2 separate regions of the Homo sapiens genome follow, and region 2 is linked to region 1. Evidence: chromatin contacts called from ENCODE Hi-C or POLR2A ChIA-PET data. All regions are on one chromosome and are shown on one strand. The core of a region is the stretch at or near the end of the contact, and the rest is flanking DNA. Distances in the headings are between cores, read along the strand shown.

Region 1 (5,759 bases), core at 2,112-4,611:
GATGTTGGATGTGATAGACTGGGATAAAAGAAAAGAATTCAAGATCATGTTAAAGAACAGGAGTAGTGGAAATGCAGGTTGGCTGAAAGAATAAGTGGCTCTGGTCAGAAACTAGAGTATTGAAGTTTATATTTTCAGAGGGTAGGCAGTTCCAGGTGGATATTAGATCCAGAGTGGAGCCGTGACCTGCTGAGAAGAGTGAGCAGAAAGATTCTCAGATTTAGCAGGTAAAGGAACATCATGACCATGAACATTAGCATTGCCCATGATCATGGTAGGAGTTAGAGTATGAAGAAATTCTGTGGGCAAGATATAAGTGATATCTGTTAATAATCGGCGGTGATCAGAAGAACACAAGAGAATAATCAGGAAAGAAGGAAAGGACGATATAACCCAAGGATTTCAGGAGTATGAAAAAGGAATAGTCAACAAAGCTCTTAACAGCTTGGTCTACATCCATTTTAATGTCACATATCAGGCTTTCACCTAACGGTTTCAACAGTCACAGATGATCATTGCCCAGATCTGTTATTGCATTAGGGGTTGTAAACAGATGGTATTCCAATTCTATCACTCTTTTGTTATTTATTAGCTGAATTTTGATACAAAGAATAATAGTCTCTCATCAATTATTTGGTTATCCTGAGGTACTATTCAAATAGGAAGAATAAGATAAATGCTTTATTTATTCCATTTATGTATCAATTCTCAGAATAATGAGTTTGTTTCTTACCATATTCCAAAGGTGATAAATCAAAAAGATAAAAATTATTTTTGTTAATTTATGTATTTAAGGTGATCCAAATCAAAATACTAACATGATATTTTAATTATGTCAGTTTATTCTAAGTTCATAAGGAAAAACGAAAAGGTAAAACTTGCTAGAAACACTTCGGGAAAAGAATTATAATGAAGGAAGAGTAGATGTAGCATACATTAAATATGTTACAAGGCTGTAATAATTAAACAATGTGGTTCAGTTATGTAAATATGTCAGTAGAGAACCTCAAAATAGTCTTCAGCACAAATACAATTCAGTACATGATAAAAGAAATATATAATATTTTCCAAAGATGCTTGCAATTTTCTTTGTATGATCTGATTTTGACACTTCTCACTCCTACAAGTTAACTTTGTGTTTCATTTTCTTGACTTTGCATGGGCTTTGTGACAAATGTGGAGGTGACACTATGTGACTTTAGAGGCTAGGTCTAAATGTGGTACCTATCACTTGACTCTTGGGAGGAAGTGAACCCAGGCACCATGTTTTGAGGAAGCCCAAGCAGACACATAGAGAGACCACAAATAAGCATTGTGGCTGATAGCCCCAGCTCAGGTCTTAGGTAATAGCCTGTATCAACCAATGAGTGAGAAAGTCTTCAGATAATTCCATCCCCATCACCCCAGCCCTCAAGTATTCCCAGCTGAGGACTCCAGATATCGTGGAGTAGAGACAGCCTTACCTGCTGTGACACTTCTAAATTCCTGACCCACAGAACTTGTGAGCATAATACAATCATGTGCTGCTTAATGATGGGGATATTCAGAGAAATGGGTCTTTAGGTGATTTCATTGTTGTGCGAACATCATAGAGTGTACTTACACAAATCTAGATGGCACAACCTATTACACACCTAGGTGTGTACAAACCTATACAGCATGTTAGTGTACAGAATACTGTAGGCAACTGTAACATAATGGCAAATATTTGAGTATCCAAACTTAGAAAATGTACAGTGAAAACAGGGCATTATAATCTTCTAGGACAACTGTTGGATATGTGGTCCATCATCCACCAAAACACCATTATGTGGCATGCGACTATCTAATGGTTTTTCAGTTATGCCACTAATTTTGGGGTGGTTTGTTATGCAGCTGTGATGACTGGAACAGGTAGGAAAAAGATATTCAACAGATGGTTTTAGAAAAAATAGGTAGCTGTTTGTAAAATAAAACCCATATCTAGAATTAAAAATGACAAACAACTTAGAAGAAAGAATTTTAAGTATGACATAAAAACCTGAAACCAGAAAAGATCAATAAATGTGACTACATAAAAACAAAATATTGCATAGAAAAAATAAACACTTAGGAGCAAAAGTCATGAGTAAAATCAAAAGGCCTTGACTGTATGATGAGTCAATAAGTAAAAGCCCAGGAGCCTGGTAGAAAAATGAACAAACAAAAAGGAATGGCCAATTCCCAGAAGGGGGCAGAGCAAATCATTACATAAAGAATGTCAATCTTATTATCTGAGAAATACAAATAGACCCTTCAATGAGGTACCCTCTTTTCATCCATCAGATTGCAAAAATAAAACTTGAGCAGTATAACCATAGATTTAAAAGCACGAACCCTAAATTAAAAGCCTGCCTGCGTGACTAGTTGTGTCACCTTGGGCAAATGTATTAATCTCTATTTGCCTCAGTTTCCTCATCTATAAAGTGGTAATGAAATAATAGTACTTATCTCTTAGAGTTCTGTGAGGATTAAGTGACTTAATGTATATAAATCATTTAGAATAGCGCCTAGAAAGTAGTAGATACCAACATGTGGCTGCTATTATTGTCATCACTATATATTGAGAAGTTGTGGGGGTGGGACAGGATCTGTCATGCATTGCTTGTGGGAGAGTAAATCCATTCACCCTACGTAGAGGACTATTTGCAAGGATCTTTAGAGACTTAAAAAAGTGACCCAGCATTTTCACTTGTAAGTGTGAATCCTACAGATGTAGTCACACTGGGAAATACGGTATGTGCAAAGATATTCTCTGTAACATTCTTAGGAGTTACAAGATTGGAAACAACCTCATATCCAACTCTATACAAAGGGCATTGGTTTAAAATGTAGTTCATTGGTAAAATGGACTGTAACGAAAGGACTGGAAACCTTTTAGGTTTCTCATGAAAAGAGATGGTGATCCCTGCCTCAGGCAGAGGACTGATGGAGGCACAGCTCTCTAGGTGGTTCTGTTTTGTCAGCCCAAGTGAAGTAGTCCCAAGTGGAGACAATCTGCAATCACATAGCTCAGTGCCTAGCATATTTTAAATGTCCAATAAGTGGCAGCTGGTATGATCTTATTATTTATCATTATTTATTTTCTTGACATAATAGAGTCGCATGGCAACAAGGCTCTCTATGAGGCACCTGTGATTGTTTTTTTCAATGCCCGCTTGAATCATGATTAGCTTGAAGCCCAAATTTGCTCCGCAAAAGCAACTCCACCTCTCGCAGGGGCTGCCAGACTGGGCTGTCATCAGCAGCTGTTTCCCAGTGGGCCCTAGTCACAGCTTACTGCCAAAGAGCATACTTGAGTGAATCCTTAAAGTCCTTTTTGTCTCTGTGATTATTTCACTGTGTTTATAATACAGCAACTGCTGGAGAGCTGAGCTGCCCATTCATCTCTTGTGGCAGCCTTAACTCTGAGCTGAGGAGCTTACTGCTTCCTTGTGGACAGACTGATAACAGCCTCACATTGTGACCTACAGAGTTTCCATCCCCGTTTTCAAAGATACATAATAATTTACTAAAATAAAAACTTGCTGCCTTTTACAGTTTGTGATTCACAAGATTCAAATATCTCTATTCTGAAGAAAGTGTAAAAATAATCAAAATGCATCTTTATATTTCACTTTTTCCATTTGCACAGAACTTATTCCTATGAAATGTCTACACAAGTTCAACTTTTTATGTTTGAGGAGAAAAAACAAAAGACATTCATTTCCCTATTACAGCCCTCAATAGAATACTTGCTACTTACAGTATCTCAGAACTGAAGTTAAATCAAAACAAAAAATATCTTTACTGATTTCCTTCCTCAAAATCATTCTGTGTCTTGCTTTCTTTTCCAATCTCCTTTCAAATGTATAACTTTTAAAATTTGCTGCAACTTCCACTGTTTCAAAATATATATTTGAATTTATTTTCAAATGTATATGACTTAATTTACTGCTTCTCTCCCTAATTTTCAAATGCAAATACCCAAATCACTTTTCAAGTGTATATTTTCATTTATTAGCCCTTTGAAGTTGGTTTACTTATGAGTTCAAATGCCTTCCTCCTCTCTGATTTATAAAACTGTATCTGGCAGTGTTGAGGGACCTTGAATTATTCTCATCTATAAAAGGGAACCCATAAAATTGGTGGCTTAAGAACTGATGTATGAATAGTCTTCAGTTGGTGACTCATGGCCAATCTGTCTCATTTCCTCCTATATACACATTTTACACGACCACCAAAATTCATGTTTCAAAATTATCTAGGTCTGTGGTCTTATTTCCACTTCCTTTAGTTCTAAGCCCTACTTTTCACTCAAATCTTGGTTCAAGCATCACTTTCTCAGGGAACACTTCTTTGACCACATCCTACTCCTGCTACAGATTGGTTCAGCTACATACATCCAGTTATATGTTCTCCTTGCCCCTGGTCCTTTTTCACCAGAGTATTTATTACAACTTTTACAATTATAATTCTCTGCACTTCATTTGATTCATATCTATGTCTCTTCACTAGACTAAACTTGAGGAGCCTGATGTTCTCTTACTCTTGGGTACTGTGCCTAGAATAATGCTTGCCTCATTGTAAGAACTCTGTTAAATATTTGGTGAATAAATGAATTTTCTTAAAAAATCAATGAACAAAGAGGTGAAAAATAAATGAATGGCTAAAGTTCCCAGCACCATGGTTACCACATGGTGGCACTTAATAAAATGATAGCTATCATTATTGTTAGTTCCCATTCCTGATCAGATCAATTTGTTGAGTGTTCCAGTTTGTGGAAGATGTGATTATGCTTTCAGAAACTGGAAGTCGGCCGGGCACAGTGGCTCATGCCTGTAATCCTGGCACTTTGGGAGGCCAAGGCAGGTGGATGACCTGAGGTCAGGAGTTTGAGACCAGCCTGGCCAACCTAGTGAAACCCTGTCTTTACTAAAAATACAAAAATTAGCTGAGCATGGTGGCACATGCCTATAATCCCAGCTACTCAGGAGGCTGAGGCAGGAGAATTGCTTGAACCCAGGAGACAGAGGTTGCAGTGAGTGGAGATTGCGCCACTGCACTCCAGTACATATATACGTATATATACACATATATATGTACACATATACGTATATATACACATATATATGTACACATATATACGTATATATACACATATATATGTACACATATATACGTATATATACACATATATATGTACACATATATACGTATATATACACATATATATGTACACATATATACGTATATATACACATATATATGTACACATATATACACATATAGGTACACATATATATGTACACATACACATACACATATATGTACACACATATATGTACACATACACATATATGGACACATATATGTACACATACACATATATGGACACATATATGTACACATACACATATATGGACACACATATATGTACATGTACACATATATATGTACATGTACATATATATGTGTACATGTACACATATATGTATTTATACGTATATATATTTTTTTGCCTTGATTTTCTAAATCGATTTACTAAAAGAGTTAATTTTTAATGTTCATTTTTTTCCTAGTCAGGAAATACATTACCAATAGTAAACAAAGTTATTGAAACATTTTTCAATCTTCAAATTTCATTTTAATTTGAATATATTTTAATAAAATTATTGCAGTTTAAACACTTCGTTTCTTTTTTTTTTTTTTTTTTTGAGACAGAGTCTTGCTCTGTCACCCAGGCTGGAGTGCAGTGGCAC
Region 2 (6,521 bases), core at 329-2,828, 110 kb after region 1:
TACATTCTATGCTGACTGTTAAGGAAAGAGCACCCACATCTGCTCCTACTTAGCTTTTTTTCTGTGGTTCTTACACAGTATTCCTTTTTTTCTTTTCTTGAAAGAGACTCCTCCTTTCTTTTCTTTTCTTGAAAGAGTTTTAAACAGATAAGATGGCAAAAGTGACTGATCTCTACTCCCCCAGTTTGAATGGTAAATTTGAATGGTAAATTCCCATGAACATATATGGAAATGTCTTTATCCTACTTTCTCCAATAAAGGCTGTTCTTAGCTTTTCAAATGCAAAGTGAAACCTTTATTTATCTTGATTTCTTTTTTTTTTTTTTTTTTTTTTTTTTTTTTGAGATGCTCTGTCACCCAGGCTGGAGTGCAGTGGCAAGATCTTGGCTCACTGCAAGCTCCGCCTCCCAGGTTCACGCCATTCTCCTGGCTCAGCCTCCCGAGTAACTGGGACTACAGGCACCTGCCGTCACGCCTGGCTAATTTTTTGTATTTTTAGTAGAGAATGGAGTTTCACCGTGTTAGCCAGGATGGTCTCGATCTCCTGACCTTGTGATCTGCCCGCCTCGGCCTCCCAAAGTGCTGGGATTACAGGCTCGAGCCACTGCCTCCAGCCTATCCTGATTTCTACTGTCATGCCTCACATCAGTCCTTTTTTTTTTTTTTGAGACAGAGTCTCGCTCTGTGGCCCAGGCTAGACTGCAGTGGCATGATCTCGGCTCACTGCAACCTCCACCTCCGGGGTTCTAGCAATTCTCCTGCCTCAGCCTCCTGAGTAGCTGGGATTATAGGCGCATGCCACACCTGGCTTTTTGTATTTTAGTGGAGATGGGGTTTCACTGTGTTGCTCAGGCTGGTCTTGATCTCCTGAGCTCAGACAATCCCCCCGCCTTGGCCTCCCAAAGTGCTAGGATTATAGGCGAGAGCTGCTGTGTGCTTCTTAAGTGAGGTAAGTAACTTCCATAGAAAATTTCCATCAGTTCATTCATGAAAGAACAAAGAACCTGGCAAAACTTAAAAAAACGTTTCCAAGAATCAGATAAAAGAGGACAAACCTTAGGGAGAAGAAGGCAGCTGCTCATTTCCAGCAGGGGAAGTAGCTGCATAGAGTACAAGGACTGGTAGGCCTGTTGGCTGTTCCTGTTTAAGGAGACAAGATGGGCATGGAACAGGGACCACCCCCTCCTCTGGGAGAAGCTGTTACCCCCTTCACTTTTCCTCCTCTGTCATTACCCACAATCACTCTCCTTCTTTGCGCTATGGTAGGTGTTTACCCATCATAGGAATGGGCATTTGAACTTTGAAACTGAATGTGGTGATTACACTTCATGCTGAAGCTTTTCACATGAGTGCTTTCATAAGCATTAAGTAAAATTTTATAATGACTGCAGTCCAAGGACATTTTCCCTGGTTTTTGGCCAGTCTAAATATTGTAAGAGAGAGAGAAGAAAAGTGTACGGAATATAATTGTCTCTAAGCTAAGAAATGTGGATGTTCAAATAAAACATACGTACAGAACTCTGGCTGCTTTCCTTTGTGGCTTTGTGTGTGGAGGATGGGTAGGATCATGGGCGATGGTGCTTCTCTGCAGACATGAAACTGAGTCCGAGGGTTGTTGACAGTTAACCACAGCTGTAATGCTGAAAGGCAAAAGAATCCAAAGTTCATTTCAGGTTCATAGAGTAAACACTTCTGATCTGTGACCTATATCCTTGTTCTTGGTATTTTAATTATATTTAGTCATACTTCCAGGTAAAAACAAATGACAGGCATATATATTCTTTAGTATTTAGAATGGTCTGGAACCAGACTTGGAACTTCTATAGATTCTTTTAATGTGAAATTTTTGTATTTATCCTCTCCATTATAGTGATTGAACAAAAAAATGTTTACTAGAAATCATATTCATACCAGAAAACAGATATGTGAAATACATTTTAATCTACTAGAAATGGAAGAATCCTTGGAAGAGGCATTATACTCATGGGATGTCAAAAGGAAGGAATATAAAAGAAGCCTCTTTCATCCTACTCAATGCTGTTGTTTTAAATTTAACTTTTTACTTGCCTGTAACTTCTCGATTCAAGGGATAGTTTTAGGATTTTAATTAAAATGACATTTTAAATGATATATCAGAAATTCAGAACTCAGAATGGAATATACTTTGGCTTTCACATAGTAGAGATACAAAATAATTGAAGAAATATATAGGAAATAAATTTTTTACAGTGTCTCATACAGTGTCTCATAATTTTGCCCCACAATGTTTAGATATTTTTCACTGTTAAAAAATGTATGCATTTACTTAGATGGCATTATGCTGGCTGTGACATAAAGGAAATAAAACAGGGATCTCTGAACCGAAAGTTTATAACTTAACTAAAAATTCTAAAGGATTTTAAATTAGACTGAAATTTTCTCAGTCCAATGAATGGATCTTGTTCAAATTTTTATAGTTTAAAAAATCACTGGCTGGGCACGGTGGCTCACGCCTGTAATCCCAGCACTTTGGGAGGCCAAGGCGGGTGGATCACGAGGTCAGGAGATCAAGACCATCCTGGCTAATATGGTGAAACCCCATCTCTACTAAACACACACACACACACACACACACACACACACACACACACACACACACAAAATTAGCCAGGCGTGGTGGCAGGTGCCTGTAGTCCCAGCTGCTCGGGAGGCTGAGGCAGGAGAATGGCATGAACCCGGGAGGCGGAGCTTGCACTGAGCCGAGATGGCGCCACTGCACTCCAGCCTGGGTGACAGAGCAAGACTCCATCGCAAAAAAAAAAAAAAAAAAAAAAAAAAAAAAAAATTCTTATGACACCTACAATTTTGGATTCTCTGTTATATTCTATATCTTGACACAATGTTACTGTCTGGAGAGTTAACCACTTGTACTAAGGTCCAAACAGAAACAAGATGGTAAATCTATGGGTCTTTTGTCTGTGTACTTGTTCATAAGCTATCTCTACAGGTTTACTCAACAGCACACTTTAAGATATTGGCACTGGAATAGATTTTCCCAGCTCAGGGTTGACAGTAGATTTCAAAGCTGAGCTTACTCTGTGTCAGGCATTAGGGGTAAGTTGGAGAACAGGGCAGGTGGAATGCCTGCCCCCTTGGTGCTCTCTTGTCAATGTTTTACCTTTATTTCAAGGTCCAGCCCAAAGCCATATCCTTAGGATCCATTGTTTATGTGGTCAGACTTTCCCAACATTGGTGGTAACAGACAGTACATGCCCTCAGTCTAGTTCTTGTTATGTATTATGGTTGCAATACAACTACAGATGTGTAATGCAGTTGATTATTCCATAACCCATACACAGTGTTGGTAGATGGCACCGTGGCCTATTAAGAAATTTTACCCAGGACCCAGACTCCAAATCCAAATACACAACTTGCTAAAAGCAGTCTTTGCAAGCTTAACACGAAATAAAATAATTTCAAAGTGGTGTGGTTATAGGTATAAGAGGATTGTTAGCTTCCACTTGGGGTTTCCAGGGACCTGGCGGGATCTTATCCTACAGAGAACACCAACCTCTTAAGGAAACTGGGAAGCCCAGAGAAGCTGCGCCACCTAAACATTTCCCAGCCTGTGATCCTGTAAGAAAAGAAAAATAGCTCAGGGCAGCCTGAGCTGTGTGAGGCATGTAGAATTTATTAGGCCCAGAGAGATGTGAGTGTGAGACTTTATTCTTACCACCCACCTCCCGCCATGCCTAGGGGCAGTTGTTTAAAGTCATTTCATTCCTTATTAGCTGCCTCACTCATTATCCTCACATGCCTGGAGTTTGTGATGCAAAGAACAATGTATAGCAAGTTATGTTGTAACAATGTATAGCAAGCTTATGTTACGTTGATGTAACTTCTTGGTAAACAATTTAGGAACTGCCTCTTTTTTCCTTTAAAAACTCACTTGTAACTGCTGCTAATTGGAGCACACATTCAGGGCAAACTTGAATCCATCCCTCTGGGTTACAATTCTCAAAACTGGCCCAAATAAACTCTGCTTATATTAAGTTTCCTTCAGTTTTTTCTTTTAGGTTAACATCAGTTACATTTGCTTAGACTGTATACTTTGAGCATATTCCTGAAAACTGTAACCCTGATGAGATTTATGTGTCCCAAGTGTGCTGTTTCACAAGTGTAATCACCTGATGGGTTCTTCCTGCCCACTGACTAGACAAAACCAATTCACTGAGATTGTGACATTGTAGTAAAGAAAGCATTTAGTTAATGTTAATCTAGCTACATGGCTCAGAGGTTAGGGTTTTTCAAGGATAGCTTAGTAGGCATGGGACTGGGGAATGGGTACTGCTGATTGGTTGGGGAGGCAATTATAGGGGTGTGAAAACAGTCCTCATGCATTGAGTCCACCTCTGAGTGGGAGACCACAGGATTGGTTAAGTCATGAGTCATGGGTCCAGGTGAAGTCAATTGCCAGAATGCAAAAATCAGAAAAATGTATCAAAATATCAATCTTAGGTTCTACAATAGTGACATTATCTATAGAGACAATTGAGGAAGTCACAAATTTGCTTCACTGGATTGAGTGAAGACAGCCAGCCTGTGAGGCTAGAAGCAAGACAGAGTCAGCCACGTTAGATTTCTCTCACTGTCATAATCTTTGCAAAGGCAGTTTCACAGGGTGAGAGCTCAATACTGTGGGATTGTTTTTTTCAGTGACTGTAACTCTCATTCGGCATTTTAGCATCTGTATTAGTCCATTCTCACACTGCTATAAAGATATACCTGAGACTGGGTAATTTATAAAGAAAAGAGGTTGTTTAATTGGCCCACAGTTCTGCAGGCTGCACAGGCTTCTGCTTCTTGAGAGACCTCAGAAAACTTACAATCATGGCAGAAGGTGAAGGGGAAGGAAGCACGTATTCACATGGCCAGCAGGAGAGAGCAAGAGCATAAGGGGATGGGCTACATACTTTCAAACCAGATCTCATAAGAACTCACTTATTATCATGAGAACAAGGGGAAGTCTACCCCCATGATCCAGTCACCTCCCCTCCGGCCCCTCCTCTAACAGTGAGAATTGCAATTTGACATGAGAGTTGGGTAGGGACACAGACCCACACCAAGTTGGCATATATTTCTTACAAAGATAGTTTCCTTTTCATATGTTTATCGTCATTGTGTTTGTCTGTTTGCATTGCCATACAGGAATACCCACAACTTGGTAATCTAAAAAGAAAAGAGGTTTATTTGCTTCACAGTTCTGCAGGCTATGTAAGCATGGCACCAGCATCTGCTTGGCTTCTTGTGAGGCCCCAGAAAGCTTCCAATCATGGCAGAAGGCAAAGGGTGAGCCAGCATGTCACATGGAAAGAGAAGGAGCAAGAGAGAGAGGGAGGAGGTGTCAGGCTCTTTTAAACACTAGGTCTTGTGTGAACTCTTAAGGTGAGAATTCATTAGCACAAGGACAGAGCCATTCATGAGGGATCCACCCCCATGACCAAAACACCTCCCACCAGGCCCAACTCTGGCATCGAATATCACATTTCAACATGAGATTTGGAGGGGAAAAAACCATCCAAACCATATCAGTCATGTCTCCAAAACCATCTGTTATTTCTAGCATAATGTCTGGCACATCGGAGTTGCTCAGTAAAAAATGTCCAGATGAATGAAAACCAAAGGTACAGTCATACCAAACATCCACTTAAGACAGCTAAGGAATAACAAGTTACAGAAATACAGCCAGAGGACAATTTCACAGTAATTATTCTTTGCCTCCGTAGTTTTCAAGTGCTAGAAGATACTTTCAATGGGAAATTTTTTGAAAGAGTTTATTTATAGATCTCTTCCCAGTGCACAAAGCAGAATTTTTAAAAATAATAATAAAAGAATAAGAATACTTTTCAAGAGCCATTCACAATTGTTTCAGTTAATCTGTCCTGTGGAAAGTCTGCTGCCTGGTGAACTGAAGGGAAAGCGTGAACTTTTCAGTTTTGACATCTCAAATGAAAACCTCTCTACAAAGCACATAGTGTTTCTCCAGTGACAAGCTATCATAAACATTCACTGGCAAAGGTGGAGACACAGGGTAGTGCCTCTTGGTTCTCACATCCCTCAACTCCAGGTAACACCTTCTGCTATGAGGAAAAGCACATCAGTGCTACTGGTGTTACTACCCCAGTAGCAAACACACTGGGGCATCTGGAACAAATAGATTTTGGGCAACTTTCACACACTTTACCAAAGAGGAGAGACATTTTCTCACCCTCCCTCCTATCTTTGAAATTCAGGGCAATGGAGTTTAGCATTGGCTAAGTTAGTAGTGAAGTGAATTAGAGGTAAACAAAATTATCCCATCCATCAGGTGTCTGATGGATAGTTGACAGTGAAACTGAAATATGGAACATAAATTTTCATAGACCCAATGAATCAGCAATATTGTGATAACCAAGACATCTCTGAAATAGATCAAATACAAATATAAAAATAATCATAGCTATCATTTACTGGGTTTTGTTCCAGACATTGTGCTAAATGAT

The links. Hi-C counts contacts between places; a loop is a spot of excess contacts on that map. ChIA-PET counts read pairs that join two places held with the same protein, here RNA polymerase II (POLR2A). Pooled maps may share reads with other maps.
Region 2: a map of IMR-90 shows a loop between it and region 1 (2.1-fold over the local background). The contact joins two enhancer-like sites. A Hi-C loop is called at or near these places in 3 of 168 maps with a recorded cell type or tissue (IMR-90, ascending aorta and pancreas) and 10 of 50 pooled maps. POLR2A ChIA-PET finds 5 or more read pairs at or near these places in 1 of 52 experiments (HEK293).

Annotation. Positions count from the first base shown.
Region 1 is chr6:131,785,155-131,790,913 of GRCh38, forward strand. No RefSeq gene overlaps it. Among named protein-coding and RNA genes, the nearest start is that of MIR548H5, 4.1 kb to the right of the region's middle. Within about 2 kb of position 3,362, at least 4 of the 41 ENCODE cell types and tissues checked have a DNase peak (open chromatin) inside an H3K27ac peak, as active enhancers do.
Region 2 is chr6:131,893,638-131,900,158 of GRCh38, forward strand. ENPP1 (ectonucleotide pyrophosphatase/phosphodiesterase 1) reads left to right here. Exons shown (of 25, transcript NM_006208.3): 25 at 1-1,518. Among named protein-coding and RNA genes, the nearest start is that of CCN2-AS1, 5.1 kb to the right of the region's middle. RefSeq lists an enhancer at 1,588-1,732 and a cis regulatory region at 1,654-1,667. Within about 2 kb of position 1,579, at least 4 of the 41 ENCODE cell types and tissues checked have a DNase peak (open chromatin) inside an H3K27ac peak, as active enhancers do.